2 separate regions of the Mus musculus genome follow, and region 1 is linked to region 2. A link is a loop called in an ENCODE intact Hi-C map of the cell type or tissue named here. Cell type or tissue: gastrocnemius. All regions are shown on one strand. Each heading gives the region's core, and the rest is flanking DNA. Links, peaks and the distances in the headings are about the cores only.

Region 1 (16,636 bases), core at 3,709-11,708, 210 kb after region 2:
CACACCAGTTATATTGGATTAGAGGCCCACCCAACTAAAGTATGGCCTCGCTCTAATACTTTACACCTGTAAAAGACAGTATTACCAAGTATGGTCACATTCTAAAGAAATAGGAATTAGGAATTCAGTGTCATTCTATGAGGTGGCATAATTCAACCCTTAAGTTGTCTAATGACCTATAGGAACATTTTTTATTACTATGATTTCAAAATACCTGTTTTTTTTAACATTTTATTGGGAAGGGAGCCCAGGAAAACATTCTACCATTGACCATTATCACCAGTCATCAACAAGCTATTATATTGCCCTTTGGAAACAGTAAATACTTTGTGTTTTTCTAAAAAGCATTTCATAAATTTTCTTGTAAAAACAAACAATTTAAATGTACACAATTTTATTAGGTTGGGTTAATTACATTTTCAAATAAAGGTACTTATAAAATTCACTCCTTATTTAGTAAGAAATTTTAAGTTATGTTCAGGTTTTTAAAAGAATGTTTTTGGTATTCATACCTCAAAGATATTTTTTATTACCAGTTATCTGTTTAAATAAGTTGCTGAAATCATAATCAATGTGGTTACTTGGTGAACATGTACTCCATTCATAAATAGCATACTTAAATCAATCACCAGATTTTCTAGCAACAGACCTGACCTAACACTGCTTCACTTACACAGTTTTGTGATTAAAGTTGCATATTTCTGAAACATAGATATTTGGGATTTGGTTAGTAGCCACAGAGTAGAATTCCATTTAATTCCATGGTATCACTTCTGATTGAGCACTGGTTATGGGATGAGTTAAAATCCAAATCTCTTTTTAAAATAAAAAGAAAAGAAAAGCCTAGAGTTTTTCTTAAAGTTATCTTCCTAAATGCAAACTCAAATTTACATTCAAAAGAACACAAACTTTAAAATAACCACAATAGCAGTCACATTTTAAAACCATAGTTTCACAATGTTTAGGTGTTTCTTTTTCTTTGCTTTGCTTTTTTTTTTAATTTCTTTTTTTTTTTTAACAGTGATGAATAGAAACCAGTGGTCCTTGGGGTTTTTGCTTCAAAATGGTTTGTGAACTGGAAAAAAAAATGAGAACCACTGTTCTAACCAAGCACAGTAAATTGATAGTTTCAAAACAGAAATGCTGGCCTCTGAAGGAACACTTTATACTGTGATTTTTGCTTAATGTTAAAGCAGCCGTTTTAAATATTGGTTTGAAAATGAAATTTGAGTGTATTATCTCCCTCTTATGAATTAGTGTTTATAGACAAGAACATTTCAAGGAGCTTTTCTGCTCTAGTCAAAAACTGAAGGGGAACAGTAGCTTATTAATGCTCCAGGAACGGCTTCTCCGTTCCCTGTCAAGTCTCAAAGCCTCATAATTCTTTCTCTTCAAACAACTCCAAAACAGAATGACACCTCCAAGGATTAAACATTTTGGAAACCAATAAAAGAGGAAAACATTAAAGCATGCCTGACGCAGACTCCGTGTTTCCCTCCCCCCTTTCCCCTCCCCGCTGCCCCCCCCCTTGTTCCCTCCATAAGTATGAGTCAGGTACTGTTAACTTTGAATCAGGCATTTGTTAGTTTCTTTTGAGCATTCTATAAACAGATTTTGATCATAGCCTGTGAGGCAACTGACCTGTAATCATTTGCATTTCAACACATGTAGCTTGAAACACAGGAGAGCCGGTTACCCTACATGCTCTTTTATTTGAATCCCACAGGAAGTTACTCAGAGTACCTTTGTTTTTTTTCCAGTAGCATGAGTGCCCTAAAGAAATAGATAGTAATAAAATGCTCACTCAACAAATGAAAAGAGGTAGCTTTCAAGAGTTACCTTAGGTATTCAGGAATACTACCTTCCCTAAATGGGTAACAAAAGCCCCATTTACTGAAGGCTTTCTACTGATAATGTTAATGACATGCTTAATAGACATGATTCCCATTGAATCTTCCAGACCATCCTATGAGAAGAGCACTAGTATTCTCCTTTCAGATGAGGAAATCAAAACTTATTTTGCAAATACCTGTTGAGCAACCGTCATATGCTAATGTTTTAAACAAAATTGAAGCTAAGAGAGATGAACTAATCTGAAATTTAGGTATGAGCCTGCTTCTACTCTTATCATGACCCCATCCTACCTTCATGGAAATAATGCTAAATAAACTGTTCCCTGGGCTAGAGATGGCTCAGCAGATAAAGCACTCACTGCACAAGCCTGAGAACCAAAGTGTGAATTCTAGGAACCGATATAAAAGCTGCCACTATTCCATAGGTAGATACAGAAGAGTCCCTGGTAACTCGAAGGCCACCTTGCCCGGCACACACATGTGGTGAAGAACAAAGAAGAGACCTTACCTCACACAAGGCGGAAGGCAAGGACCACAGACACCTGAGGTTGTCCTCTGACATCTACACATGTATGCTTGCAGTCACACATGTAAATACAAATAAATAAATAATTTAAAGATTTAATTGTTTATAAGTACACTGCCGCTGTCTTCAGACACACACATCTGAGGGCATCAGAACCCATTACAGATGGTTGTGAGCCACCATGTGGTTGCTGGGAATTGAACTCAGGACCTCCGGAAGAACAGTCAGTGCTCTTAACCACTGAGCCCTCTCGCCAGCCCCAATAAATATTTTTTTAAAAGGAAGCATTCCATGTATTTGTATTGTAGAATTGCTTTACCCTTGTTCCTTACAGAATTTATTAATACTTTTCATCATGTTATTGAACTTCCTATATGGAGAGGAATCTAAGAGAAAATTCTTACATTTCCAAATATTTGAATTTTCAAAAATAAAATAAAATACCCAGAGGCCTCTGCTTCTGGAGTGCTGAAACTGGGTGTGTATACCACCACACCTGACCTTGATAACATTTTTACTTCAGAAGTTTCAAAGAAAAATCATATACATGAAAGATCCACTACCATGCTTTTTGTTAAACTATTGTCTTGTGTGATGCACAATACGAGCATGAATCATCCTTCTGTAAAAATGAAAATGACTAGTACTTGTTCACCTTACCTTTTTGTGAAAACAGATATACTTTGACTAACATAAAAGGGAAAACCTTTTCCTGGACTTGACGATTATGCTTTGTGAGTTTTCTATGCTAGCAGCAGAACTGAGATGAACAGAACAGAGACTGAGTGGCGGTTGCACCTTGAGCCCCAGCTAGCCATGTTGTGACGTTTCCAGACTGAGCTAATTCCTTCCTTTGACAGATGTTGTTTTGTTAAATGAGTGCCCATTTAAACTTGTACACAAAGATTATAGTTATAGCAGGAAATTGTTGGGGGCAGAGGAGGTTAAAGTGAGGTGTCCTGTCATACATTAAGAATCTTTTTTTTTTCCTTTTTCTTTTTCTGGTTTTTCAAGACAGGGTTTTTTTGGGTTTTGTTTTGTTTTGTTTTTAAAGAATCATTTCAGAGAGAGAGAGAGAGAGAGAGAGAGAGAGAGAGAGAGAGAGAGAACAATTTTTTGGAAACAGTTTAGATTTTCTGCTCAGGTTTGCTGATTCCTCAGCTGTTTTGTTTCAAGTAATAATGTTCCAGCGTTCCGGATCTGGAGACATAAGGTAGGGAGAGTGGGGCATAAAGGAATCAATCCTTCCTGCTGATTTTACACAGAGGGGAGAAGAGAGAGGGCAGGCACAGAATCGGAAGCTATGGCTTCAAAGTTATAGGACCTGTAGGCATTCAGAAGAGGATCAATGTTAGAAGAGAATTCTGGATCAGTACTGCCTTTTAGAACTGTAGTGTGAAGTTGAACCAGAAATGGGTAAAAATTCGTTTATACGTTTTATAGGTAAAGTCAGAAGGCAGGCATGAGGGCGGTTGCATACCTGCAACTCCAGTACTCAAGAGACAAAGGCAAGAGGGTCAGATTCTTGAGGCCAGCCTGGGGTAGGTGATGAGATTATGTCACAAACAAATCAAAAGTGAACTTAATATAATGAAATTGCATTTAACACAAGAGAGTCATAATATCATCTCAATGTACAGTCCGTACAAAATTATTGATGAGATATTTTATATTCTTTTCTTAAGATACATCGAACCAGCTCATCTTGTTTTCTTTGTTCGCTTTCCTCCTCCTCCTCCTCCTCCTCCTCCTCCTCCTCCTCTCCCTCCTCCTCTTCTTCCTCTTTCTTTTCTTCTTCTTCTTTGGTTATTTGACACAGGGTTTCCCTGTGTAGCCCTTGGCTGTCTTGGAATTTGTTCAGTAAACCAAGCTGACCTCGAATACAGAGGTCCTCCTGCGTCTTCCTCCCAAGTGTTAGGATTAAAGGCATGTGCCACAACCACCTGGATGTTGTGACACATTCGAATTTGGACCAGCATGGCTCAGTAGCTACATAAGGCTAGTGGTTTGTGGTCTTCCCAAACCCTTCTTAGAGAGAGGGGGCAACTCTTCTTTGAATAGCAAGATGAAAAAGTTCTTTATTAGAAAAAACCAGAAGTAATCTTGTTGAGGGCAGCATTGGCTACTGTTTCAAAATCCTTTTTTTTTGTTGTTGTTTTGTTTTGTTTTTGTTTTTTGTTTTTTGTTTTTTCGAGTAGCCCTGGCTGTCCTGGAACTCACTTTGTAGACCAGGCTGGCCTCGAACTCAGAAATCTGCCTGCCTCTGCATCCTGTGCTGTTAAGGGTCCCTCTCTCTGTACCCACTGAGAACAGGACTTGTAAAAGGCAAATATGTCTCCAAAGTTGCAATGCAACCGTTTTGTTTTTTTTTTTTTTTCTGGCTGTAAACGGGATCTCCAGAACCAGAGCACTTGGTTCTTCTTGAAATAGAAAGTGTTTATGCCTGGGATGAGACTGAATCAGGCAAGAGATGTGCTTATGTGTATAGCGCAAAAAAACAACATATCGCGTCCTGGAGGCCAACTGAGCAGAGCAAGCGCAATCTGGAGAAAGGAAACCTGGGCCTGTGAAAAGAGCGGCATGATTCGTGCCAAATTCCAAATTTCAAAGCAACCTTCCTGCTAATGAGTGCCATCAGACACAGACTGTGTGATGCTGTGCCCCTCCTGATTGATGAAAAAAAAATAATAATAAAAGTGTACAGGGGATGAGGCAGGGATAAATATTGTACTCTTAGTTGATTTTTTTTCCCTAAATTATCCAAGCAAAGAGGATTAGTGCACTACTTTTGGATCTGATTAAATAAACGGAGGAAACACTTCCCCATCATTTTCTTTTCTTTATTTTCAGAGGCAGAGAGAGAGAGAGAGAGAGAGAGAGAGAGAGAGAGAGAGAGAATGAATTGTATTTTTCTAAATCAGTTCCCAGTTCAAGAAGACATCTGTGGTAGGGGTGTTTGAACCCATACTTACCAGTCAGTCCCCACAATTGCAGTTAACCTTGTTTTCAAAGTTATTCCAGGCAGGGTCTGATGCTACTGGCCTGTAACTCCCAGCTACTTGCTAGTTCGAGGCAGAAAAACTACAAGACTTAATCTTAACTGGGAGACTTCGTGAGAGCTTGACTCAGAACAACAACAACAACAAAAAAGTCTTGGGAATATAACTGAGAATGCTCGAATACTGTGAGTGAGGGAGGCCCCAAGGTCAATCCGGAGAACTACAAAAAATAAAATTGAATTAAATTACTCTGGTTTGTTTTCAGGGTAAACAGAAACCATCAAAAGTTGGTTCTGAAAACAGCACACAGCATGCTTTGCTTTTAATTTTTTTTAATTACATTAATTTATTTGTTGAATATGTGTGTGCCTATGTGTGCCAGCCTAGGAGATCACAGGACAACTTCTAGGAGTCAGCTCTCTCTCTGTCTTTCCACCATTCTTGTCCAAGGGATCAAAACTCAAGTTATCAAACAGCAAGTGTCTTTACCCACTAAACAAACCCTCTCCCTGGCTCAAAAGGCTTATTTTATATGGTTTCTATGGGGTAATTAGTGCCAGAGTGTGTTTGGACACATAATTTAGGTTTTCTGTGTATAAATGCAAAACAATACATAATTCCATAACGTCAAACTTCTTTGAGCACGTTTATGTTTTGTTGTTGTTGTTGTTGTTTTGTTTTGTTTTGTTTTGTTTTTTACATCAAGACAGCGCGGCCAACTAACCTGTGTTAGGGCCCTGGTTGTACTTGCAGCACCCGAATCAAAAATGGTGACAATCTCCTCGTCGTGCCTCTCTCCTCCAGTTTATTCTGAGCCTGCCTAGTTGTTGTTTAACGCGATCTGTCCCTGAGTTCAAGGCTGAGGGAGGGGGCTCTCAGCAAGAATTTCCGGCTGCCCCCCCCCCCAAAAAAACAGTTGGAGCTTTCATCAGATGAGGCTCCTAGGCCTGGAGGGGCAAACTGCAGATGGCAGCAAAAGGAGCCCAGCACCTGTCTCTGTCGGACCAAGCAAGAAACCTCGCACAGCTCCCACAGCCCGGGCCAGCTAGGTGTGGGGTTGTAAGGTCATTCTCACACCTGCTGAAGGGAGTGAGGCGGGGACACTCCAGGTGTCTGGATCCTGGGATGATTAAAGGAAACTGTTAAAAGGCATGCAGGGAGAGCGCAGCGGGGGGACGCGCTGTGGTAGCCAAGCGTGGGAGGCTAGAGATGCCTCCCTCCAGGCCTTGGGGACTGGGGAGACAAGCTGGCCTGAGATATGTGGACTGGGTAGACAAGCTGGCCTGAGATGTGTGTGTGTGTGTGTGTGTGTGTGTGTGTGTGTGTGTGTGTGTGTGTGTGTGTGTGTGTGTGTGTGTTTCTTTCCGATGCAGGGCGGTTAGCCAGGGGCTGCAGTAGCTTTCCACTCAGCCCAGCGACTTTTACACATCCCAGACATACTCAGCGCATCTAAGCAGCGGGCTCGAGAACCCAGGACTGAGCCTTCCCGGAATCCACTCAGAGCGCCCAGCCATTAATTCTCGAACTCTTAGAATTCTGTGGCTCCGTTGCCGACTGAGGATTGGGTTCCCTTAACCTAGGGCTTCCTCTTCTCGGGCAGGAGGAGGAGTCACAACCTCCCCTCCCTTTCTCCTCCGCCTACGACCAGCTTGATTTAAAAAAAAAAATCTAATCTTTTATTTAAAGTCAACGGAGAAGCAGGAACCCCGCGCTCCTGCCTAGAAGATATTTTTACTAACTCCTTAATCTCTGCCAAGAAGGGCAACCTTAAGGAACCTGTTTTCTTTTAAGCTTTAGGTAGCAAGGGAGGAGTGTGACAGTCTGGGCCGAAACTCGAGGGCTCTATGCACTTGGGAAGGGTTATTAGGGCGGAGGTAGGGTGGGACGAAAAATTTCCAAAGTACTAAACATTGAACACGAGAGTCAACTCGAAAAGCTTTGAATCAAATTGGGAGCCGAACGTACGTATGTGTGGCTAGCTCCCGGGAAAGAAGCCTCTTGAGTCCCCGTCCAAGCAGGAGAAAAGGGGTCAGGTGAATGAATACCCAGCTTGTGACCCTGAAGGAGGAGAGTCTTGGGCCAGGAGGGGATGTGCCCATAGCCTAGGCGCGCCCACGCGCACCCCTGGAGGAGAAAGGCCGAAAAGACACCTCCTGCCTCCGCCTGGGGCTGCTACCACCGGACTGCGCCCCCAGCGCCTTGCCCAGCTTCACCAGCTGAGCGCGAACCCCTCTGCTCTCCTATTCTCAACTAGTCTCCGAGCTGTTAGGACTCGTGGCAGTCAAAGGCACCTCGTCCGCCCCGCAGAGCCCATTTCTCTCCCCACCCCATCTCCCGCCAACGCCCCCAAATTTTTTGGGCTCGCCCTTCCTGAAAGTAGGCGAGGCCCAGAAGCTGAGGCTAGAGAGAGGAGGTGGAGGAGGAGGAGGAGGAGGAGGAGGAGGAGGAGGAGGAGGAGGAGGAGGAAGGGGTAGGAGGTGGAAAAGGGGCGGCGCCGAGCGGCCAGCCAGGGGGCGTGTCCGGCACTGGCCCCGCCCCTGGGTGCGCGCGGTGGTGGCGGAGGCCGCCCAGCCTCGCTCTAGAGAGACAGGTATCGCTTAGACGCCATGTTGTGAGCGGAAGTGGGGGAGCGCGCGGCCGTCGCTGTTCTGCTGGGATCGGGCGCGGGAAGCGGCGGGGAGGGGAGGCGGGGGGCGGAGCCGTAGTCCGGGCGGCGGAAGGAGGAGAGGAAGAAAGGGGCGAGCCCTGGTGCCTGGCGGCGGCGCAAGGCTCTCGCTTGGAGTGCGGGCGGCTGTGGCTAGGCGCTGGGCGTTCGGGTGGTCGGCGTCGGCGTCGGCGTCGAGCTCGCTCTCGGGGGAGCCGCGGCTGCCCGGCTGCTGCTTCTCGGCTCTGCCTTGGAGCTCGAGTGGCTAAGGAGCCGAGCCGGCTGTGGGGCGGGTGGGGAGGGAGGAGGCGGTGAAGGCGGCGGCGGGCCGGGGAGGGGGGGAAAGATGCCGCTGGCGCAGCTGGCGGACCCGTGGCAGAAGATGGCTGTGGAGAGCCCTTCCGACAGCGCGGAGGTGAGTGCAGCCGTGCGGCAGGGCAGGCGCGCCCCTTCCCCACGCCCCCGCCGGCGCTAGCTCTCTTCCCCGGAGCTGCCCCCCTTAGACCACCTCCGCCGCCGGCTCACATCTTGTTCCCGGGGCGAGATTCTGCTTTGGGTCGTTGGGCTTTGCCGATCTGTCTGTGTCTCCTTCCCGCACCCTCGCCTCTCCCTGCTTTTGGGGTTGGGGGGTGCCGGTGTGGCGGCGCGTGGGGTTTGGAGTGGGCGCTGAGGCTTTGCAAAGAGCCTGTTTTAATCAACTTTGCGTGGGGGAAGCAGGAGGCAAAGCAGGAGCCGGCGGCGGGGAGTTGGGAAGTTTGGCCCTGCCGGCTCTAGGGTCTTCTCCGGAATCTTAGAGACTTTGGATTCGGTTCACCAGGAGCCAAGACTTCAGTCTGGCCGCCGGAGGGGTTTGCTACAGGGAGACGGGCGCCCACAGGGCAAGGTGGGCGAGCCAAGCCGGGAGGGTTTTGAGTAAGGGGTCCAGGACTGAGGGATCCCCCCACACCCCGGTCAGTCTGCCGCAGCGCTCTCTGCCGCTGCTGCAAAAGAAAAACGGAGCGCCTTAGGTCCCCTACTCCTAGGTTTTGAGGTCACTGAGTTGGAAGACCCCAGTATAACTTTTGCTTCCTGTCCATGGAGGTGAGCGGGTGAAATTCAAGGAGATCAGCGGACGCTGTAAAAGGGCTATCTGATTTTCCTCTCCCGGGATCTGATGATCGGCCCTGAGATACCCACCCCAGTGTCAGAAACCCAAACAGTATACCCAAACAAGGCAAAACAGAATTTCCGCGGACACATCCCAGCACCGAGCTTTTCACAGCCGCCACTGTCCCAGAATCAACTGGCGATCTAAAAAAATAATGCAGACAAGATCCATTCCAGGGTATCAGCGCTCCTCTCCAGAGTGGAAAATCAGTTCCTGATGGTGGCGCGTCTGTGATTCCTCTTTCTTGACTTTTCGCTGAATTCTATCCTCGCAGCGGACTTTAGGGGATTACAGAATGATAGGCTGGGTGTGTGTAATAGTTACTGAGCGAGTGACCCCATTTCTGGAAAGCATGACTGAAACGCGGGGGTGGAATGGGGCAGGCTCTGATGAGTGGTGTACTTGGCGGCAGCCACTGCCCCCATCGGCCTCCGCAGTGTGAGAGGTGGGTAGGGTTACTGGTTACGTCAGTAAAACTCGGGCTCAGTTTGGTGTGAGATGCGGGACGCTGACATTCTCTGGGAGGGGGGAGAGGGGGAGGGAGGAATCCGTTCAGATCGTTTTTTCTAATTTTTCTCCCCTGTCACCTCCACTACCATATAAAAATATTTACTTGTTCTTAAATGCAGGAAGAGTTGTAATAAAGCTTACAAGTTCATGCTTAATAATTTACTACTGGATAATGCTGTTCTAAAATAGCAAAGACATAGGTATATGTTACTTTTTTTTTTAAAGGAAAGGCTGGTGTAAAAAAGGAAATCGTGTTTTTACGACTGGCAGAATACAAGAATTTTATTTGAATTTAGAGCCAATATGATACTATAAATCTTTAATAATAAAGTTAAACTTAGAATGCTTAACCGTCATTTGAATGGGTAGTGTGGAAAAACAGTATGGCAAGGGAGCCTCTTCATTTTTTCTTAAAGAAAAAAATTTGCATTTAAAATACAGCTATAAAGGTGGTTAAAATTGCTGAACCTGTCGAAGAAATTGTATTTTCTTATAATCTGCTTTTTATTTTAGGTTTTTTTTTTCTTTAGTTTTTTGAAACAGCCCAGGAACTCACTATGTAGACCAGACTGGCCTTGGTCTCACAGAGATCCACCTGCCTCTGCCTCCCAAGAACTGGGATTAAAGGCGTGTGTCTTCATGCTTGGCTATGAGTCTGCTTTTTAAATATACACAATAATTATGATTCAAAAATAATCCACTGATACATTAAAATGTTTTTAACAACAAATTGCCTTTGAATAGTTTGTTCCTTTGATTGTTTGTTAATCCACATTTTTCCTTGACATGTGTCAGTATGCAGGGAGAAATCATTTAAAATTCTACTTTATCCTTTTTTCTGTATAGTATGCATTTAGACAAAGTACTCGCCTACTTATTTAGCATCTACTATATCCAAAAGTACTATGTTAAACATGCTGTTTCGTTTTTATCCTCCCTGTAACCTAGCAGGGAGGATTGTGATCCCCCACTGTTACAGAGTAGGAAACTAAATTCAGTGGTTAAGAGCACAAAGATTATAAATAGTAAATGGCAGAGCCATAATTTGAAGCCAGGTAGATACAAATTGTATGCTTTGCTTTATGTTAGAATAGGTTCTTCTGACCATTCGTGGAAAGAGTCAAAGCATAGACATGCTAATAGTTAGAGATCGTGTATTTTTATATGCAAATACTTGCATATAAAAATACACAATCTGATTTGGCAAAGCCTTAATATATTAATGTATTTATATATGTGTGTGTGTGTATGTATATACAGTATGTGTGTGCACACATGCATGTGTGTATCAGTGTCATGTTTTCCAAAGCCTGATGGATAAGATTCCACAAATTTTAATTTCTAAAAGTTTTCTTACTATTCTGGCAATAAGGTATGTCAGAGCCAAGGGTTGCTTAGATTTATTAAAAGTAGACTTCAACAAATTGCCTTTAGATACTGTTTCCTTTGATTGTTAAGGTATTTGGAGTAAATTACTTCTGATATGATTTTCCAATACTGAAAGCAGTGAGAGAAGAGTTGAGAGTTTTCATAAAGAGGTCTAATATTGATACCTATTATTATGCCATCTTCTTGTCAGTAGATTCACATCAGGGAATAATTGTATTTTACCAGAAAAACATCCGGGTTTCCAAAGAAATATTTACTTGAGCAAATGCATCAGAAATTTTCTCTCCATGCTAAAAGATTTTAGGTTTGTCTATATAGGATTGCATTTATGGTCTCATTGCTAGTTAGACTGAGCTCTTGAAAACAAACACTCTTATTTCTCTGAATCCTCAACAGTTAACACAATGCCTGGCACATACATATTATGAACTCAGTAAATGTCTGCTAAATGAATCGTGAAGGTAGGGAATAAGGTGCTTATGACTCTTATCTCTGTTCTTATCATTTTAATTCCTCATTGAAGTATGAACAGTTTTAGAAGACCTGAGTGCCTCTAAAAACACAGACAGTTTCTTATTCCTTCACACCACCCTTCCTGCTTTAAGACCTCACACAAGTCTCATGGTGTTCAAAACAAAAAAACCCTTGTGGTTGAACTCAAACATGGGTCATAGCATGATAGGCTAGAACTAGGCCAAATGTTTAAGGCAAATTTAGGATAATGAAGTACTGTATAAGCAAAGTGAGGGTTATTAGAAGATTTAAAAAATCAAAATCACTTCCTAAATAATTAGATGAATTCAGAAATCCTTAATGGATTACTTAAAGTTGCAAGTACCTTTTTTTTGATATTTGACTATTTAGGGGGTAGATATCAAGAAATTATTCTTCTACAATTCCAATCTATCAATTATTCTTCTACAATTCCATTGCTACTGCTTCCAGGGACAAATATCACTAGATGACAAGCCTAACTTAAAGTATATGGTTTTCCTTAATTAGTGGAAATGCTAATCTAAATAGGAACAATGTACAAAGTAATAAAATGAAGGGTATTTTTGCTCTTTAAAAATGGCCACAGTGCAATGTATTGTATATGATATAAACAATGTTTTTATACAATGTGTGGTATAGAAATAGTCACCTGACTTCCTTTAAATAACGAATACCTAACAGGCACTGAAAACTACTATATTTGATAACAGAAGACAAGAACTTTGTATTGTAGATCATCTTTGGTGAACATGGGGCCATTTTTAACCTCAAAAATTATGCAGTAATCCTTAGTGTGATATAGCATAGGGTTTCTACAGTGTTTCTAGTATGTATTATATAGGGTTCTTAAGTTTTATCAGCTGGGAAAATGTTTTATTCATCTATGATGATTGACTTGGAACACGTGTTTTAGTAGGTTCTTTTCTGCTTCCTGTTTCATTTTTACCGCTTTGCAGGGTTGTTGTTGTTGTTGTTATTTTAATTTTACCCAAGCAAAGATATAAGGCAAAGACAGTTACTATTCATGTTATTTGTCAAGTAACTGTGACACATTACTGAATATTTCATCGTTTTCAGTGATTCTGGTATAAGAAAGCATTTTTGAAAATCTGGAAACCTGCTTTCTTTTGGCAGCCAGATCCTGTGTTAGTAGAGAATCCAAAATGTGAAACTTCCCATCTTACTTTGAACCTTTTACGATAAAGGGATTGAGGTGTTTATTCAAAGAAGCAAGTATAGATACACTTGGTCTTTTCTTTATTACATTTCTGGAGATCACTAAAATATATCCTAACTTTACATAAGAAAAATGACATAATTTAGATGTGTAGTCCTGAAGCAAGGACTTGACTTGGTAAGTTGTTAAATAAACAGGAGTGTAGCAAATTATTTATCTAGAATACTAAATTGCAGAATTGTTTGTAAAGTTTTCCTTTAATTATCGTGTAGTAAAAACTTCATACCATTGTCACAACAAGCTTTGCTCTACCCTTCATGTTTGAGAATATGTGTAATGGCAGGCTATAAATGATGAGTGACATCAGAGTGGCCTAATTCACTCATTGCAGATTGGATGCTTTAGGCCCAGTAGTGCAGATTGTAATAAAGGATAATAACATTTAGTTGTGTCTCTAATGATGCCTAAGTGTAATAGTGTTCAATTGTTAGTGTGTTTGAATGAAAAATACATTTTTTAGCTTTAAAATAGATGTGTGTGTGTGTGTGTGTGTGTGTGTGTGTGTGTGTATTTAAATCCATCCCATCCTTGGAATCATGGGAAAAATAAGTGATTAAATTTTAATACCCAGTATTAATACATCCTTGCTCCCACCAGTGTGTTGTTTAGATTTAATACAGTGACTTGTCTCTTGAATCTAGAACAGAGATCAGCTGCTAGGTAGCCTGATTTATCAGTTTAATACCAAAAAGCATAAACACAAAGGAAAAATGTAAACAATACGTTACTGGCTAAGTAAAATGTGTCAAATGCACATATTATAAAACAAGTTCAGAAGAAACTATGCTCATGTAGCATGTATTGATCATTTAGGGTAAGTGAATTCACTAGTTATTATTTACACTTATAAGTATAAAATACTGACCAGAGTTGTGATAAGAAGTAAGTGAAATAATTATGCATGTAAAGTAATTGTGTAATCTATGATTTATAATAAATAATATCTCTAAGTGACTCACTCAAAGAACTGTCTTGGATTTTTTTTCCAGATTTAAGTAAAACAGGTAATTTTTTTTTTGCTTCTTTAAAACAGAATCATTGTAGTATCTGAATGTAAGGGTAAGATAAGTAGAAATTTCTTCAGTCTTGTTCTTTTTGTATTGTTCTTGCTAAATATTATCTTTAAAGGATAAAAACCAACAAAGGGTATCATGAGGGACATGTAAGGAAAAGGATATTTTCGAAGTGTGTTCATGTTTGAAATTATTCTAATCAGCAGGTATGTCATGAATTAGTGTGCTAGTTCTTTCCTTAGAGATATATAAAATGATAACACACTTTACACATGATGGTGTCTTATGATCAATGAAATACAGGATCACCTGTACAGAATGGTTAAAGTCAATATCTAGCATCAAGAGATACAAGTCTAACAAAACAAGGATACACAGCTCCTTATAATTTACGAGTACTCGGTGCTTATTCATTTTACTTTTAGGGAAATTAATATAGCACACCTCCCCATTACTGAAAGTACGTTTATTTTGGTTATTGAATAGAAAATGGAATTTTCTATCTAGTAATGTAACCCTTTGGATTTTGTGTGTTGTGTGGTATTGATATTTTAAAAACTTTGAATACTATAGAGTACTTTACAAAGAAGACTTTAGAGACACTATTTTTTAAATGTTCAAAGGTTCAGGAGTTGTTATTAAAGGATATATGGCCCAGCACTCAACCCCTTTCCCCCAAATAAGAGCACATTATATTAGTAAGTATCTTTACTGCATAATTTCTGAGAACTTGTAAGATGATGTACACAGTGGAAAAAAAAAGACAAGAAATAATCTAGGAGTCAGTGGTACCTAGTGAGACCCTGTCTTTATAAAACAAACAACAGTATTTGAAAAAAACAAAGCAGTATTTGAGACTTGATGTCAGAACCCTGTTTTCACGAACCACCTATCGGAATCTCAAATAACACTAGCTTGTAACTTGATTCAGTATTGCCCGGAAAAGAACTCCTAATTTTAATTGACTGTTCAGAAGCTTTTGGCTTTGTCAACAAAAAAGTTCATTTCTTTTTTAATTAAAATCTAAGTTGTACAATAAATTTCCAAGTCAGTAGTGAACTAGAATGTAAATATAACCTAAGACCAGCAAGATAGCTCAGTGAGCAAAGGTGCTTGCCTGCCAGTTCTCATGACCTGAATTCTATCCTGGGGCCCACATAGCAAAAAGGTACAACCAGCTGACGGAAGCTGTCCTCTGATCTCCACACATGTGTGCCACGCTACATGTACGTGACATGCTTGTGCTTCCTCCCCCTCCCCCCAGCAAATCAATAAATGTTAAAAACATAATTTTTAATAAAATATTCAAAAATTAAAACATTTAATTCAACTTTTAATAATCATTTGTTACATAGTTCTTTAATATCAAGCCTTTACTAAATAACCCCCTATACTGACTTCCTATTCTTATCAGGTATTTATAATTTTTAATGTTTTCCTTTTTGTTTTTCAGATAAGGTCTCAATGTAGTCCAGGCTGGCCTCAAATTCAATGCGTGGCTAGGCTGGCCTAGAACTGCCGCTCCTCTTGCCTCAGCTTTCCAAGTGCTTAGGTTATAGGTGTTCACCACCATGCTCAGCGGTTTTTTTAAAGTGTGTTTTATTTTGTTTATCAAATGCCGCTTTATTCTTCTGTCAATCTCCCTGCCACCTCACATTCTCCTTTTTAAAATTAACTGCTTCTAGCTTGCAACTAGCTACCCAGAAGGTAGAAAACTAAGGTTAATAATATTTAGATGGAGCCATTTTTAACATAGGAATATTTTGACTTTCTTTTTTAAATTCACCAAATAATGTAAAAGAACATCCTCCTTCTTTTGTTAGGCTCTGCTCATCACATAGACTAGGGATATCCATCTTTTGATACTGCAACGTGACATCATCTACAGATAAGTCATAGTTACATGGAACATATTATATAAGCTGAGGGTTGCTGTAGACATACACAGAGGATTGGGTATTTACTAGACATGTTACCTAATTGTAAGTGATATTTTATGTTTTGGTATACCATAACAAAATGGCTCAATTATTTATTGCCTTCTCTAAAAGATGTCAGCTAGGAAGTAGAATGTGAATGAATGACCAGGCTGTAAAGTAGAAAGCTAGCTTATCTCCCCACATGGAGTCAGGTTTCCACACTGTGAGTCCAGTTTTGTTCTTGGGAGATTTTGCTGGCTTCCCAAATAATTAGTTATTCTACACTTAGAGGTCAATTCAAAAGCACTTGTAGATTTCTTCGTCCTTCTCTCCTATAGTAGTGGTGTTATAGCCAAAGTAAGTTAAAGAGAATTTCTCCACCTCAGCTAATACAGTCTCTTATCTTAAGTGGTGATTATGTTTTGTTGACCATATAAATTGATTTTTATATCATGATCTTATATGTGAAAATCTTTAAATCTGACCTGGTCATCTAGATTTCTGTGCATTTAGCTCTAATCCTTTGGTCCCCAAAGCTTGATATAGGAAACTTAGTTCAGTCATAAGATATGTTAAGAGCACGTATCAAATGATAGCCTAAAGCAAAAGACCATTTTGGCACCAATAAATTGAACTGCATCTTACATGCAGTGGATAAGTAGAAATCTTTGTTCTACAAATCTTATAAAACTTACAGTAAAATCCTCACAATTAAAAATGTTATGTATTTCTACTTATTTGCTAACAGAGGTGACTTTTTTATACTGAAAACACTATAAATAGTGAAGATTTACTTTTAAAAAAAAGAAGTTAGCTGGCCATAGTTGTACATGCATGGCAAGTGGAGGCCTGAGCATGAGTAGTTCAAGGTCATCCTGAACTACACATTCAAGTTTGAGATCAG
Region 2 (16,636 bases), core at 4,932-12,931:
GTGGTGCTCCTAACCTTTTTGGGGCCCACAATCCTTCTTCCATTAGAGTCCCCAAGCTCCACCAACTGTTTGGCTGTAGGTGTCTGTATCTGTCTGAGTCAGCTGCTGCTGGTTGGAGCCTCTCAGGGGACAACATGCTTTTGCCTGCAAGCATAAATGAGTACCATTCAGTGTCAGGGATTGATGCTTTCCTATGGGTCTCAAGTTGGGCCTGTTATTGGTTGGCCATTCCTTCAGTCTCTGCTCCATCCCCCATGCCTGCATTTCTTGTAGACAGGATAAATTTTGTGTTAAAAGTTTTGTGGGTGGGTTGGTGTCTATGGCACCACGGGGTTTCCTGCCTGGCTGCAGGAGGTGGCCTCTTCAGATTCCATATCCCCAATGTAGTGAGTCACAACTAAGTTCACCCCCATTGATTCTTGGGTACCACCCTTACCCCAAGTCTCTGTCTCTCCTAGAGATGCCCCCACCTCCTCACCTCCATCAGTTGCAAATTTCTATTCATTTTCACGACCATCTAGCTTTCTTTCCTGTCCTTCCCCACACCTGATCCTGAATCCCCCATTTTCCTTCCATCCTCCTTCCTCTCATTTCTCTCCCTCCATCTGCCTCTTATGACTATGTTATTCCCCCTTCTAAGTGAGATTTAAGTTTCCTCCCTTGGGCCTATCTTCTTGTTTAGCTTCTTTGGGTCTGTGAGCGTACTAACATGATACCTGTATTTTATTACTAGTATCCACTTATAAGTGAATATATGTCATGCATGTCCTTTGGGGACTGAGTTACCTCACTTGGGATGATATTTTCAAGTTCCATCCATTTGCCTGCAAAAATTCATGATATCTTTGTTTTTTAATAGATGAATAGTATTCCATTGTGTAGCTGTACCACATTTTCTTTATCCATTCTTCAGGTTAGGGACATCTAAGTTGTTTCCAAGTTCTGGCTGTGAACAAAGCTGCTATGAACATAGTTGAGCAATTATATTATATTAGTTATGATAATTATATTATTTATTATACTTGTCTTTGTGGGATAGTGGAGCATCTTTTGGATTTATGCCCAAGAATGGTATAGCTGGGTCTAAGGTAGAACAATTCCCAGTTTTCTGAGAAACCAGCAAACTGATTTCCAAAGTGGTTGTACAAGTTTGCACTCCCAGCAGCAATGAAGAAGTAACACTTCTATCTTAAGCAGTATGTTTGTGAGTGCATTGTGTATGCACATGTTCATGTGGGGTGTGCATATGGAGGGTAGAGGACAGTCTCATTTGTCGTTCCTTGGGCATGAGCAATCTTTTGTTTGAAATGGGGTCTCTTACTGACCAGGCACACACTAATTAAGCTAGGCTTGCTAGCCAGCCAATCCAGGGTTTCACCTCTCTCTATCTCCCCAGATTATAAATATGTGCTACCATGGCCAACTCTTTTGTGTAGTTATGTGGACCTAACTCAGGTCATCAAGCTTGCAAGTCCAGCACTTTACTGACTGAATTCTCTCTCTCCATCCTTGCAGATGCATCTTATAAATTGGTCCACCTTGCCCTAGTTACATCAGCCATTAAAAAACTTGTCTCAAAGGACTTGGGGCATAATGGTATTTATGAGAATCACAAAATATTGCCAGTTACTTCTCCCTGAAGAAAAAAGGCAAAACTATTCTGCATCATTTCCATACCTATGACATTATGAGCCTCACAGCCAGGCTTTGTTTTGCTTTTGGGCTTCTACCAAGAAATAAGAGAGGGGGAGATTCTGGCAGCATTACCTATAATGACCTCTAATTATGACAATAATTAACATCTGCCACCTTTTCTATTTCCTTGGGTCTTTCTGTTCTTTCTCTAAAGATCATAGAGGTTAGTTCCACATTGGCATCAAGAGAAGGCATCCAGTTCTCCACTGTTCCTAGCGTTTGTGCTTACTGCCCTGCTCCAATGCTTGCATCTATGGCTGGGTTCCATGTGCTATTCTCTGTGTCTATCCTACTTCTGACCTTCAATTATCGCATCATATGCTCAAACGCTGCCAAAATGCTTCTGTGGGTACAAGAAAATCCGAATCTTTCCCGATGCTACTAGGAATTAATGAGAAACTTGAGAGGTGGTCTCTTACCCTTCCTACCTAGACATGACCTCAATTCTAGTCTAGAGGACATGATGAAACCTGAGGTTCTCTCATCCCTTTCCTGGGTTATTCCTGGAAATAAGTACAAAACTCTGCCCCTCAGACACCCAAACTTATCTAAGTAGTTCACTGTGCTTAGAATACATGCTGGAGGCAGCTCATACAGGCTCCCTAGAGCCATTATATTCCTTGATCTCTAACTTTCCAACCAATTATTTTATATTAGTAACTTGATACTAGAATCGATCAGAGTATTTATACTTCAGAAATGGGAAAAGATAACAAATCAAGTCTTTGAATCCCACTGGTGCCAACAAGCAAACAAGAGACATTCACACAATATTTAACCTCTATTGGCCTAGTTTCCTCTTTCATTAGCCAGAAATAATGTTTCTTATAAAGCACCATTGGAAGGATTATGGTTAATGGGGCTTTTCAATTCTTATTTTCAGGTTTAGGGTTAGCCATATGACTACATCACATAGCATATTCCTGGGCTTTTTCACAGAGAGAAACAATATGTTTTGTTTTCCCCCTTCTAGTTTAGCATACCAATGAACACTAACCTCTACCTAGCACTACAGTTACCATGTGTGGGCTAAAGGTTGTAACAAAGAAATCAAACTACAGCACCTCAATTACCAATTCCTGTTTCAACTCCTTAAATCATCAATAAGAATCAATATCCGGTGGTGGCCTGGGGCTCAGAGATTAAGAACACTTGCTGCTCTTATAAGAGGACCTGGGTTTTGTTCCCAGGACCCTCACTGTGGCCCACATTTATCTACAACTCTGGTTACAGAGGCTCAGACCCTTTCTTCTGGCCTCTGAGGTCACGAGGCATGGACACGTTGCACAAATGTAGACAAACACTTGTACTGATAACTATTTTTTTTAAGAATCACTATGAGCTATGAAAAGTAATTTGGATGCTCTCTCATTCTTCCTTGAGTCCTTGCCATTTTCCAAAGCCTTTCTCATTATCTTGATGACACTCACAAAGAGAGCTTCTCTTGGGTATTAAAGTCTTCTCTTCTCACCTGGTCTTCTCCTGCTGCACTTGGGTTTTAATCTCACAGCGCACTTGAAATTTTTTCATTCAAAATTCTTTCTGGCTTAGTGTATGTCCCCTTTCCTGAGGTTTCTCCTTCTTAGCTGTACTTTAGAGTCATCTGGGGAGCTTTCAAATTATTGAAGTTTGTTTTCTACCTCCAGAGAGTCTCGGTTTGTTTCTTTTCTTGCATGCTTACATGCTCTGAGAGTGTTACTAGAACGAGGATTTCTTTTTTTCAATTATTTCTTTTGAGACAAGTTCTCATTGCACTCATTGCCAGAGCAATTGCCAGAGCTCACTACCTCACCCAAGATGACTTCAAACTCATGAGCCTGCCTCCCTTGAGCTCCAGAATACTGGGACTGTACCAGTCTAAACAGGAAGATTCGTAAGATGACTATAACATATCACTAAGATTACAAATTCCTCCTTGGTCAAGATGCTCCACGAAGGTGTCCCAGTCACTTTTGTACTTGATGCAGAGTACACTAGCAACAATTGGTCAATAAATGTAGAAATCCATTATCAAAGAAGAAATACTGATCCAGAAAACATTTTGATTCTACAGACTTGAGTCCAACAATCCCAGGATCATCTGTAATTAAATATTATGGCCACTAGTTGACTCAGAAAGTGGTTGTTCTTACTCTAATGTTACTTCTTTCATATGTTAAATATACAGAAAGTAAGTCAATGTCTTTTGGAAGCCTGAAGAAAATCTATCATCAGCCTTATTCACAAAAGAGAAATAAGGCTTCCCACCCAGGAAATGCTTAATGGAAACAGAGTACTGTAGAAAAAGTTCTCAGGGAATAAAGGCATCCAAGTTGAAACATCATGGTCCATGGGTAAATGTGGCAACCCGACACCTTTGTCCATAACCTCCACTGAAATTCTTCATGCCTAATCATTCACATTGGGACACACTGAGTGGATATTTTAGGTAAGACTCCCAATTATACATTATGAAAAATATGAGAAAGATTTGACTTAACGAAAATGAAATTGCATATGTTGTCACACATGCGGTGCATTTTAAACTCATTTCTTCAAGGTTCTTGTCCACTTTGTTTATAGGTCCATAACTTTACAAAGATTTTTACCTTCCCTCCCTTTGTCATAGTTCCAGCAAATGTTAACACCTAAAACCACCCTCCTAAGAAAATAGTTTAATAACTTGGCTGGGAATAATAAGAAATTCTAGAATGATCTCACAGCCAAAAATCCCCTCCCCCCCCACACACACATCTGAGATTCTTCCCTTCCTAATAATCCTGCTGGGAGGTGTAATAGAAAATTCCCATGACTTAATGAATTTATCAGCTGCATCCTTATCCTTAGAAGGACGAGAAAAGAGCAGGACCAGGGAACTAGTAGACATTTTGAAGAGAAGGAAGAAAGCCATGCTGAAGATCCTGGAAAAAAATTTTCCCTGCCTCCATATCCCACTTAAGGCTAGCCCTTCATGTCTGCTTTGGGTAAAATCGCCAAAGTTCAATGTACAAAAATGGATTTAATTCCATTCCTGTCACAATAAGCCTCTTAAGTCTGCTGACTCCTACTTGCTTGACTTACTTTGTTTATATAACTAAACCTCCTGAATATTAATTGCCTATAAATAGCTCTAGATCTTCTGGTGGATGTGGGGGGGGGGACATTTCTCTACAGGGGGTCCTACTGGCATTATAGACGAGAAAATTCTCCTCCATGTTGGACATTTTCCCTCCCTCCTCCACCTTAGCAATTGGAAGCAGTGCACCCCCCAGTCATTGTGACAATCAAAAATGCTCCCACACATTCCCAAATGCTCACTAGGAGATTGGTGCTGATGTGGGTTGAGAATCGCTCATTTTACACCCTGAGCAAGCAAGCCACAAAAGGCCCACTGCTATGTTATACAGGCATTTTGCCCAAAGAACTTTGCAGATGACCTTGTTATCTTATCCTACCACCTGCATTAACAAAGCAGATATTATAAATTATCAAAATCCATGACGCCTCTCTATAAGAAACAATAATAAACCCCAAACTGATTCTCCCTCCCCTCTTGTGAGAGCTTAAACATCACATAAATACCTCTTACTCTTTTCTTAATCTGAGTTGTCCCTAATAACATCATAGCCGTTTTTTATTACTTTGAAATCTTTTAAGAGAGTTACTGAAATAATGATGCCTGAGAAGTTACTCTGTACAACTTAAACTGGACCTCAGACAAGGATATCTGGAGGAATACGTCAGTATCCCCCAGGGGGCGCCATAATCCCTCCACAAGTCTACCAGCCCTTCTTTCTGTCTGTGGTTAGGTCAGTCTGCAATCCAGTTCCATTATCAGAGGGCTCTTGGCAGGAAGCTCCAATGTGGTCTCCTGGGAACCAGCCATGTCAGTTCTGGTAGCTCTGTGACACTTTGACTACAGTGAACTCTCAGTTACCTTCTCTCCAACATAGTTTCATTATGGCCATAAGTGATTCAGGGATGAACTCAGACAGCCCTGTCTCCAGATAAACTCTCCAATTAACCGAATTTCTCCAGGTGGCAAGCATTCCTTTGCAAAGATTCTTAAGTGCTTCCATCCACTCATCTGTCTACCTCATCTCCTCTCACCAAAAGAACCTGGGTTCTACTCCCGTAATTTTCCATGATTAGAGATCAACTTGTATTCCAAGTCAACAATACTTATAGTAGATTTATTCACAGTAAGCAGAAGCTAGCAGAAAATTCATCAACTAGAAACAAACCATGGTGCAGCCATACAAGAGGACAGTACCTAAGAATTATCAATAAAATAAATATATTTGATATTTATCCATGTTACAGTAAGTATGAAGGTAAGAGGAAACCACCACTCAAAAGAAAGGAGTATGTTCATTCACAATAAGGCAAGTGCAAGGGAGAGTAATGTGTCATAAAGTTTTGACTAGTACGGGCCAAGGAGATTGCTCAGTGTGTAAAAGCACTTCCCTGGTTATACAACTCTGGCAGCCTAAGTTTGATCCCCAGAACCCACATAAAGATGGAAGAAGAGCACTGGTTTTACAAAGTTATCCTCTAACCCCTATATGCATGCACATGCACCCATACATACACATCTTGCACATAAACCAATTATTTAAAAATTTTTAAACTGAGGAATTTTTAAAACTTAGAATATTGAATTATCTCTGGAAGAAGATAGTTATTTGGGGGAAATGCATAAAGGAACCTTCTGGGGAAAATGAAATAATCTTGTATTTTTATATATACAATAATTGTGTGGATATATGTCATTTTTTAAATTAAGCTTTACATTTAAATTTTATGTACTTCAGTCTAGTTAAGCCATTGGGCATCTTTTAAAAATCCAGAACAAATGCTGTCTTTTTTCCACTGAATGGTTTTGGCTCCTGTATCAAAGATCAAGTGACCCTAGGTGTGTGGGTTTATTTCTGAGTTTTCTATTCTATTCCATTGATCTAGCTGTCTGTCTCTGTACCAATACCATGCAGTTTTTACCACTATTGCTCTGTAGTACAGTTTGAGCTCAGGAATGGTGATTCCCCTAGAAGTTCTTTTATTGTTAAGAGTGGTTTTGATATCTTGGATTTTTTGTTATTCCAGATAAATTTGAGAATTGCTCTCTCAGTTAGGAATTGAGTTGAAATTTTGATAGGGATTGCATTGAATCTGTAGATTGTTCTAGGTAAGATGGCCATTTTTACTGTGTTAATCCTGACAATCCATGAGCATGGGAGATCTTTCCATCTTCTGAGGTCTTCTTCAATTTCTTTCTTCAAAGACTTGAAGTTCTTGTCAGACAGATCTTTCACTTGCTTGGTTAGAGTCACATCAAGATATTTCATATATCCAGTGGAAAAAAGACAGCATTTTCAACAAATAGTGCTGATTCAACTGGCAGTCAGCATGTACAACAATGCAAATTGACCCATTCTTATCTCCTTATACAAAGTTCAAATCCAAGTGGATCAAGGACCTCCACATAAAACCAGATACACTAAATCTAATAGAAGAGAAAGTGGGGGAAAGTCTCAAACACATGGGCACAGGGGAAATTTTCCTGAACAGAACACCAATGGTTTATGCTCTAAGATCAAAAATTGGCAAATGGGACCTCATAAAATTGCAAACCTTCTATAAGGCAAAGGACACTGTCAATAGGACAAGATGGCAACCAGCAGATTGGGAAAATATCTTTGCCAATCCTACATCTGATAGAGGGCTAATATCCAAAATATACAAAGAATTCAAGAAGTTAGACTCCAGAGAACCAAATAACCCTATTTAAAATGGGGTACAGAGTTAGATAATCCTCAACTGAGGAAACTTAAGTGGCTGAGAACCACTTAAAGAAATATTCAACATTCTTAGTCATCAGGGAAATGCAAATCAAAACAACCCTGAGATTCCACCTCACACCAGTCAGAATGGCTAAAATCAAAAACTCAGGTGACTGCAGATGCTGGTGAGGATGTGGAGAAAGAGGAACACTTCTCCATTGCTGGTGGGATTGCAAGCTGGCACAACCACTCTGGAAATCAGTTTGGTGGTTTCTCAGAAAATTGGACATAGTATTTGCTGAGGACCCAGCTATACTACTCCTGGGACTACACCCAAAAGATGCTCCAACATATAACATGAACACATGCTCCACTATGTTCATAGCAGCCTTATTTATAACAGCCAGAAGCTGGAAAGAACCCAGATGTCCCTCAACAGAGGAATGGATACAGAAAATGTGGTACATTTACACAAAGGAGTACTACTCAGCTATTAAAAACAATGACTTTATGAAATTCTTAGGCAAATGGATGGAACTGGAAAATATCATCCTGAGTGAGGTAACTCGGTCACAAAAGAACACACGTCGTATGTACTCACTAATAAGTGGATATTAGCCAAAAAGAAACTCAAAATACCCATGATTCAACTCACAGACCATATGAAGCCCATGAAGAAAGAAGATCCCACCAAAGTGTGGATGCTACAGTCCTACTCAGTAGGGGGAAGAAAGAGAAGAGAGGAGGGGGAGAGAAAATGGGGGCAGTTCAGATATGGGAGGAGATGGGGGAGAAGTACTGAGGGTCAGGGATTTGAAACTAGATGTGTAGTCCTTGGGGAGGGGGAACCTGGGTTAGCCACTAGAAACTCCCAGATGCCAGGAATTCAAGAGGTTCCCAGGACCCAACAAGGAGGACATAAGCTGAAATACCCAACAAAGGGGAGATAGAACCTGTAGAGACCATATCCAGAGGTTAGGCATGGCTCCTGGTTGAGAGATGGGGTGTCCCACCTACCTCAAAAATATTAATCCAGAATTCCTCCTGTAAAAAGGAAATTCGGGGACAAAGAGTGGAGCAGAAACTGAAGGAAAGGCCATCCAGAGACTGTTCCATCTATGGATCCATCCCATCTGCTGCCACCAAACCCAAACACTATTGCTGATGCCAAGAAGTGCTTACTGACAGATGCCCATTTTTTTATATTTTTATAGCTGTCCCCTGAGAGGCTCTGCCAGAGCCGGACCAACACAGATGAAGATGTACACAGCCAAACATTGGACTCAGCGTGGGGACCCCAATAGAGAAGTTAGGGCAAGGACTGTAGGAGCTGAATGGGTTTGCAACCTCATAGGAGAAACAACAATATCAACCAAGCAGAACCCCCAGAGCTCCCAAGGACTAAACCACCAAGCAACAACAACAGGGGGTACTCATGGCTTCAGCTGGATATGTAGCAGAGGATGGCCTTATCTGGTATCACTGGGAGAGGAGCCTCTTGGTCCTGTGGAGACTTGATGACCCAGGATAGGGGAACGCTAGGACACTGAGGCAGGAGTGGGTGGGCAGGTGGGGAAGCACCCTCATAGAGGCAAGGGGGAGAGGAGGGAATCGGAAGCTTGTGGAGGAGAAACTGGGAAGCGGGGGTAACACTTGAAATGTAAATAAATAAGATAACCAATTAAAAATGAAAAAAAAAAATCCAGAGCAAACATAAAGTCATGAATACAGTCAGAAGTCCCAGTGAAGCATTTGTTTTTGTGGTATCTAATGTTCTTAGCAATATTTCTCTCATGTGTGCTATACTTTGTGAATCATGATTCATGCTTTCCTCGGAATTTTACATACTTTAACAGAAGTTACCAGAAATTCTTTCTTCTGCAGAGCTGCTTGGCCCAGGGCAATATTGAAGAGAGTAAATAACTCCCCAGCCAGTGGACTCGGTTTTAAACATCAGATTCACTATACAGGAACTTCTCCCTTATCCTTAAACCTTGCCTAGAATCATTGAGACAGGTCTCAACTCTGTAATGGCTGCTGGGGCAAGAATGACCCTATGCCCCAATTCTCATTGCTTCTTAAATTCAGTCTTTGCCCATGTGAATGATTCATGGCATTTTGTGAAGAAGACAAACACACAGTCCACCTGATTGACCGCCCCTTTCAGCCTTTCAAAATGCAATAAAGCAATTTATCAATTTAAATTTGTTTTCCCAAGCAAACATTTAATTACTGCTCAATTACCCAGACCATGACTCTGAACTGGCACTTGCTAACTCTAGAGCAATAATTATTTAAAAATGAGGAAACTATTCTGAGCATCACATTCCACTTGTATACAACAGCACAATAGGCTTCTTGATTACTTACTATACTTTTCATCACGGTAAAACAAATTAGACTTTCAAAGGAAGTTATTGCAGCATTGCTTACAGGTTTTTGTTTCTCCATAGCCTAAGAAAAACTTGATGAAAGCTTGATTTATTATTGCATGTCAGAGGTCAAGACTGCTAGCTGAGCTCAGCAGAGGCAAACCCAGCAAGAAGCCAGGGTGAGTAAAAGATGTTCCAGTAATCGTTTAGATTTTATCAAGATATGAAAGCATTAAGCAACTACAAAGTTACAAGTACAAAACCAAAAGAAATTGTAATGTTTGCCTAACTTTACAGGTATTAAAACATTTTAAATCAAATGTAAAATTGGAAAACGGTGCTTATTGAAAGTTATGTTTTATTATTTGTATATGTGTATGTAGCTCTGTGTATCTGCTGCGAGGGGCCACGGCATGTGCCACATACATATGGGGCAGTCAGATGACAACTCTGTGGAGCTGGTTATCTCCTTCTGTCTTTACATGGGTCCTGGCAATGAATGTGAGCCATCAGGCTTGTTCAACAAGTGCTTTACCCACTGAGCTGTCTTGCCAATGCAGCAACAGCTTTTTAAGGAGAAACTGAAAGCAGTGGGAGGGGGGATGAACAATGTTCTTTTTCTATTTATTTATTTATTTATTTATTTAGGCAGCACATGCAACTAAAACTGGATTTCTTTTCTCTTTAGGGTCAACATGAGATGCCTATTTGCCAGCTGCTGGCCTTATGGTTTCCTTCCCAGATTTGCTGGAGAACCTTTCAGATGGGCTACTCCAAGAGCAAATACTAAGACTTAACATTTGTGTGAAGGAGATTTAAGAAGAAAGTGCTTCCAGGCGAAGGTGGAAAGGGAAAGAAGGAAGCAAGATGGGGAAGGAGGGTAAACCAAATGAGCATATTCTCCGGCATCTGGACCTCTCAGTTCAGTTGGTCCCACGGGAAGCCTAAGTGCATATATCCCACCTTGAGTCACTATTGGTTAATGAACCAGAGGTATTAGTAGGCAGGCTCTTAGGTAGTACATGGAAGTTGGTTAGCCCCATCAGTAGACCTCTGGAAAAATTTGAAGACAGCTATATACTGGTAAATGTTTGAAGGCTAAATGGAGACTGGAAATAAAGACTCTTGGTTTTTAGCATTTACTTATTTCCATGGAGTAAATATTTCTCCCTTGGCTGATGTCAAGCTGCTGACTTGGCATCGTTAAACACGGGAGGGAAGACTTGCACACAGAACACCTTCATTAGATAATATCCCAACTATATGAATACAATAGACATATATAGCAGTTCAGAGATAATAGCATGCAGTAAAATAAAAGAAGTTGGGAAGTTTGGGGGATTAATTGGCTTTTGTTTTATATAATTTATAATTTTATTGTACATGTATACAGTCAGTTCTTATTCACAGTTGTTGCCTTCGAGGAAGTGCTGGAAACACTGAATTACAATGCTTCTAGAAGAAATAAAAATTAGATCTCTATGTGCTTCTGATCATAAGATCTGATATTTATGATCATCTATTTAACTGTTCTACTTGTATTCTATTTAAAGACACTTTCTATGATATGTACTGCTATTCAGTAATACTGAATGCACAGCCACAGTACTATAACTTAGGCATGGACGGAGCTTATCTAATGTATGTTTTTCTCTAAAACACACCAATAGCTTTTTTTGTGCCATGGAACCCTAAAAAGTACATCAGCACTATGTTTGAGGTTATTTTAAACAGAAAAATCACCCACAAAAATGTGAAAAACCTGGCACTAAATATAAAACAAAAGAATGTTTGTTTAAAGTATAGGAGCTGAAATGAAAAGGCCTTGTTCAACCTCAGCTGAAAACATACACCTAGGGCAACTCAAATTTCTCCTGGCCTCATACACACACATGCTCACAAATTGCCACAGTACTGATTTATATAGTTACAAATAAATTTCATTCAGTAGGCAAATCCACAGATATGAAATCGATGAGTTGATGAGAGTCACCTATTTACCTTTAGTTTTAATAGTAGATATGGTTAGCAACTGTTTTTTTCAGAATTCTGGACCGTTGATGTACTTTCTTGTGAACCTGCATAAACCAGCTTTAGCCCAGCGTGGGCTAAACTACTCCATTCTGATCACTATCTCTACTGGTGGGTACACCTACAAAGTGGAAACCAGTTCCTTGTTGATGTCACCATTCCAGTCATCAGTACAAGTGCCTCACTCATGGCAGGTAATCAGAAACTGGTAATGGATGAATGAATATAAATAATTTCCCTCTTTTTTTAGTGTGGAAAAATAATAAGCTCATAATGGATGAGCATGTTTTTCTTATAGTATACCTTATCTGAAGGATTGTGGTTCCCATCCAAAGTTTTATGTTTACAATTTTGGTGCCCAACATTTACAGTTTCACAGATAAGAAAATAAGGCACTGAATTGGGGAGACTGCTCAGTCCATAAAGTGCTTGCTACAAAACCATGAGGCCTTGAGTTCAATACCCAAGACCTATGCTTAAAAATAAATATATATATAAATCCCCCAGTTACACAATAATCAAAACACAAAATCTACAGAACAAGGAGAGAATAATAAAAGAGACAGGGAGAACAAAACAAAACAAAAAAATTCTACCAGGTAACACACAAAGGCAGACCTATCAGAATTGCACCTGACTTCTTAACACAGACTGTAAAAGCTAGAAGGGGCTAGTCTGATACTTTGCAATCTCTAAAAAACCACACATGCTAACCTAGACTACTATACCCAGCAAAAATCTCTATCACCATAGATGGAGAAAACAAGATATTTCAAGACAAATCCAAACTTAAACATTATCTATCTACAAGCCCAGCCCTGTAAGAAAACACTAGAAGGTTAGTTCACATTGTTGTTCCACCTATAGGGTTGCAGATCCCCCCAGCTCCCTGGGTACTTCCTCCAGCTCCTCCATCAGAGCCCTGTGATCCATCCAATAGCTGACTGTGAGCATCTACTTCTGTGTTTGCTAGGCCCCGGCATAGTCTCACAAGAGACAGCTATATCAGGGTCCTTTCAGCAAAATCTTGCTAGTGTATGCAATGGTGTCAGCGTTTGGAAGCTGATTATGGGGTGGATCCCTGGATATGGCAGTCTCTAGATGGTCCATCCTTTCTTCTCAGCTCCAAACTCTGTCTCTGTAGCTCCTTCCATGGGTGCCTTGCTCCCAATTCCAAGAAGGGGCAAAGTATCCATACCTTGGTCTTCGTTCTTCCCGAGCTTCATGTGTTTCACAAATTGTATCTTATATCTTGGGTATTCTAAGTTTCTGGGATAATATCCACTTATCAGTGAGTACATATCATGTGAGTTCTTTTGTGATTGAGTTACCTCACTCAGGATGATGCCCTCCAGGTCCATCCATTTGCCTAGGAATTTCATAAATTCATTCTTTTTAATAGCTGAGTAGTACTCCATTGTGTAAATGTACCACATTTTCTGTATCCATTCCTCTGTTGAGGGGCAATCTGGGTTCTTTCCAGCTTCTGGCTATTATAAATAAGGCTGCTATGAACATAGTGGAGCATGTGTCCTTCTTATCGGTTGGAACATCTTCTGGATATATGCCCAGGAGAGGTATTGTGGGATCCTCCGGTAGTACTATATCCAATTTTTTGAGGAACCACCAGACTGATTTCCAGAGTGGTTGTACAAGCTTGCAATCCCACCAACAATGGAGGAATGTTCCTCTTTCTCCACATCCTCACCAGCATCTGCTGTCACCTGAAATTTTGATCTTAGCCATTCTGACTGGTGTGAGGTGGAATCTCAGGGTTGTTTTGAATTGCATTTCTCTGATGATTAAGGATGTTGAACATTTTTTCAGGTGTTTCTCAGCCTTTCGGTATTCCTCGGGTGAGAATTCTTTGTTCAGCTCTGAGCCCCATTTTTTAATGGGGTTATTTGATTTTGTGGAGTCCACCTTCTTGAGTTCTTTATATATATTGGATATTAGTCCCCTATCTGATTTAGGATAGGTAAAGATCCTTTCCCAATCTGTTGGTGGCCTTTTTGTCTTATTGATGGTGTCTTTTGCCTTACAGAAGCTTTGCAATTTTATGAGGTCCCATTTTGTCAATTCTCGATCTTACAGCACAAGCCATTGCTGTTCCCCCCAGAGCTCGTGTCTTTAGCTGCATATGTATCCGAAGATGGCCTGGTCGGCCATCAGTGGAAAGAGAGGCCCAATGGTCCCGTAGACCTTATATGCCTCAGTACAGGGGAACGCCAGGGCCAAGAGGTGGGAGTGGGGGGGAGAGTGGGTGTGGGGGGGACTTTTGGGATAGCACTGGAAATGTAAATGAAATAAATACCTATTAATAATATTAATAATAATAATAAAGAAAACACTAGAAGGAAAACTCCATCCCAAGGAAGAAAACTACATGAAGAAAACACAGGAAATAAGTAATTTCTTATCAGCAATAAAGGAAAACACATACACACTAAAATCAAAATAACAGGAATTAACAATCATTGATCATTAATATCTCTCAGTGTCAATGGACTCAATTCCCCAAATAAAAAGACACAGGCTAACAGAATGGATGTGAAAACAGGATCGATCATTCTGCTGCATACAAGAAACACATAACAGCCATAAAGATAGACATTGCCTCAGAGTAAAGGGATATAAAAAAAAAAGTTTTCCAAGCAAACAGTCAAGAAGCAAGCTGGAGTAGCCATGCTAATGTCTAGTAGAATAGACTTTCAACCATAACTAATCAAAAGAGACAGGGAAGGACACTTCATACTCATCCAAGGAAAAATTTACCAGGATGATATCTTAATTCTGAACATATATGTGCCAAACACAAGGGTATCCACGTTTATAAAAGAAACCTTGTTAAAGCTGAAATTGCACATTGAACCCCACACATTGCTTCAACACCCCACTCTCACAATTGAGACAATCCAGACAAAAACTAAACAGAGAAATAATGAAATTAACAGGCATTATGAATGAAATTGTGCTAACAGACATCTATAGAATATCTCACCCAAACACAAAAGAATATACCTACTTCTCAGCATCTCATGGATACTTCTCCAAAATTGACCACATACTCTCTCACAAAGCAAGCCTCAACAGATACAAGAAGATTGAAACAACTCAGTGTATCATATCAAACTACCCTGGATTAAAGCTGAACTTCAGCAACAACAGAAACACCAGAACGTCTACATACTCATGGAAACTGAGCAACTCTCTGCTCAATAATCTCTGGGTCAGGTAAAAAATAAATTAAAGACTTTCTAGAATTCAATGAAAATGAAGGCACAACATACCCAACTTATGGGACACAATGAAAGCAATGCTAAGAGGAAAATTCATAGCACTAAGTGCCATCATAAAAACTGCATGGTATTGGTATAGGAACAGACAGTGGATCAATGGAATTGAATAAAAGACCCTGAAATAAACACAGATACACATAGACACTTGATTTTTTATTTAAAAAGCCAAAACCATACAATGGAAAAAAAGAAAGAATCTTCAACAAATGGTGCTGGTCTAATTGGATATGTACATGTAGAAGAATACTAATAGATCCATATTTATCACCGTGCACAAAACTCAAGTTCAAGTGGATCAAGGACTTCAACATAAAACCAGATACATTGAATCTAATAGAAGAGAAAGTGGAAAATAGCCTTGAATGCATTGGTACAGGAGACAATTTATTGAACAGAACACCAATGGCCCAGGCTCTAGCATTAACTATAGACAAATGGGATCTCATAAAATCGAAGAACTTCTGTAAGGCAAAGGACAATGTCAATAGGACAATATGGCAGCCTACAGATTGGGAAAAGATCTTCACCAACCCTACATCTGACAGAGGACTAATATCCAAAATATATAAAGAACTCAAGAAGTTAGATACCAATGATCCAAATAACCCAATTTAAAAATAGGCTACAGAGCTAAACAGAATTCTCAACAGAAGAATCTTGAATGACCCAGAAGCTCTTAAAGAAATGTCCAAAATTCTTAGTCATCAGGAAAATGCAAATCAAAACAACTCTGAGATCCCATCTTAAATAGGTCAGAATGGCTAAGATCAAAAACTCAAGTGATAACCCATGCTGTTGAGGATATAGAGCAAAGGTAACACTACTCCATTGCTGGTGGGAGTACAAACTTGTACAACCACTTTGAAACTCACTTTGGTAATTTTGTTTTTCTTCAGAAATCTTGGAATAGTTCTATTTCAATAGTTCTACCTCAAGACCCAGCTATACCATTCCTGGGCATATATCCAAAAGATGCTCCAACATCTCACAAGGACACTTGCTCAACTATGTTCATTGAAGCTTTATTCCTAATAGCCAGAATCTGAGGAAAATCTATGTTGTCCCTCAACTGAAGAACAGATAAAGAAAATGTGGTATATCTACACAATAGAATACTATTCATCTATCAAAAAACAAAAATAGCATGAATTTTTGCATACAGATGGATGGAATTTGAAAATATCATCCTGAATGAGGTAATCTAGTACCCAAAGGACAAACATGATATGTATTCACTTTTAAGTGGATATTAGCCATAAAATACAGGATTCCCATGTTATACTCCACAGACCTGAAGAAGCTAAACAAGAAGGAAGGCACAAGCAAGGATTCTTCAATCTCATTTAGAAGGGGGAATAAAATAGTCATAAGAGGCAGATGGGGGAAGGGTACCAGGTGGGAGAGAGGAAAGGAAGGGGAATGGAGGTTCAGGATCAGGTATGGAGAGGGACAGGAGGGCCAGATGACCATGAGAATGAAT

The links. A loop is a pair of places that touch in the nucleus more often than their neighbours do. Peaks named below come from ENCODE experiments on the same cell type or tissue, not always from the same donor. Only the 100,000 strongest peaks of a DNase experiment are listed, where the experiment ranks them.
Region 1: it touches region 2 in a loop (4-fold over the local background); 28 of 42 quality-filtered maps call a loop at or near these places.

The regions. Positions count from the first base shown.
Region 1 is chrX:159,247,752-159,264,387 of GRCm38, forward strand. It overlaps Rps6ka3 (ribosomal protein S6 kinase polypeptide 3), which reads left to right and starts at 8,031. Exons shown (of 22, transcript NM_148945.2): 1 at 8,031-8,437. The coding sequence starts at 8,369. In gastrocnemius, for the core only: a CTCF peak has its summit at 7,524; DNase peaks (open chromatin) are centred at 6,591, 6,766, 7,579, 7,999 and 2 more places; H3K4me3 peaks cover 4,020 bases; H3K27ac peaks cover 4,127 bases.
Region 2 is chrX:159,038,154-159,054,789 of GRCm38, forward strand. No RefSeq gene overlaps it. Among named protein-coding and RNA genes, the nearest start is that of Rps6ka3, 210 kb to the right of the region's middle. In gastrocnemius, for the core only: a CTCF peak has its summit at 5,426 (motif pointing right); a DNase peak (open chromatin) is centred at 5,445.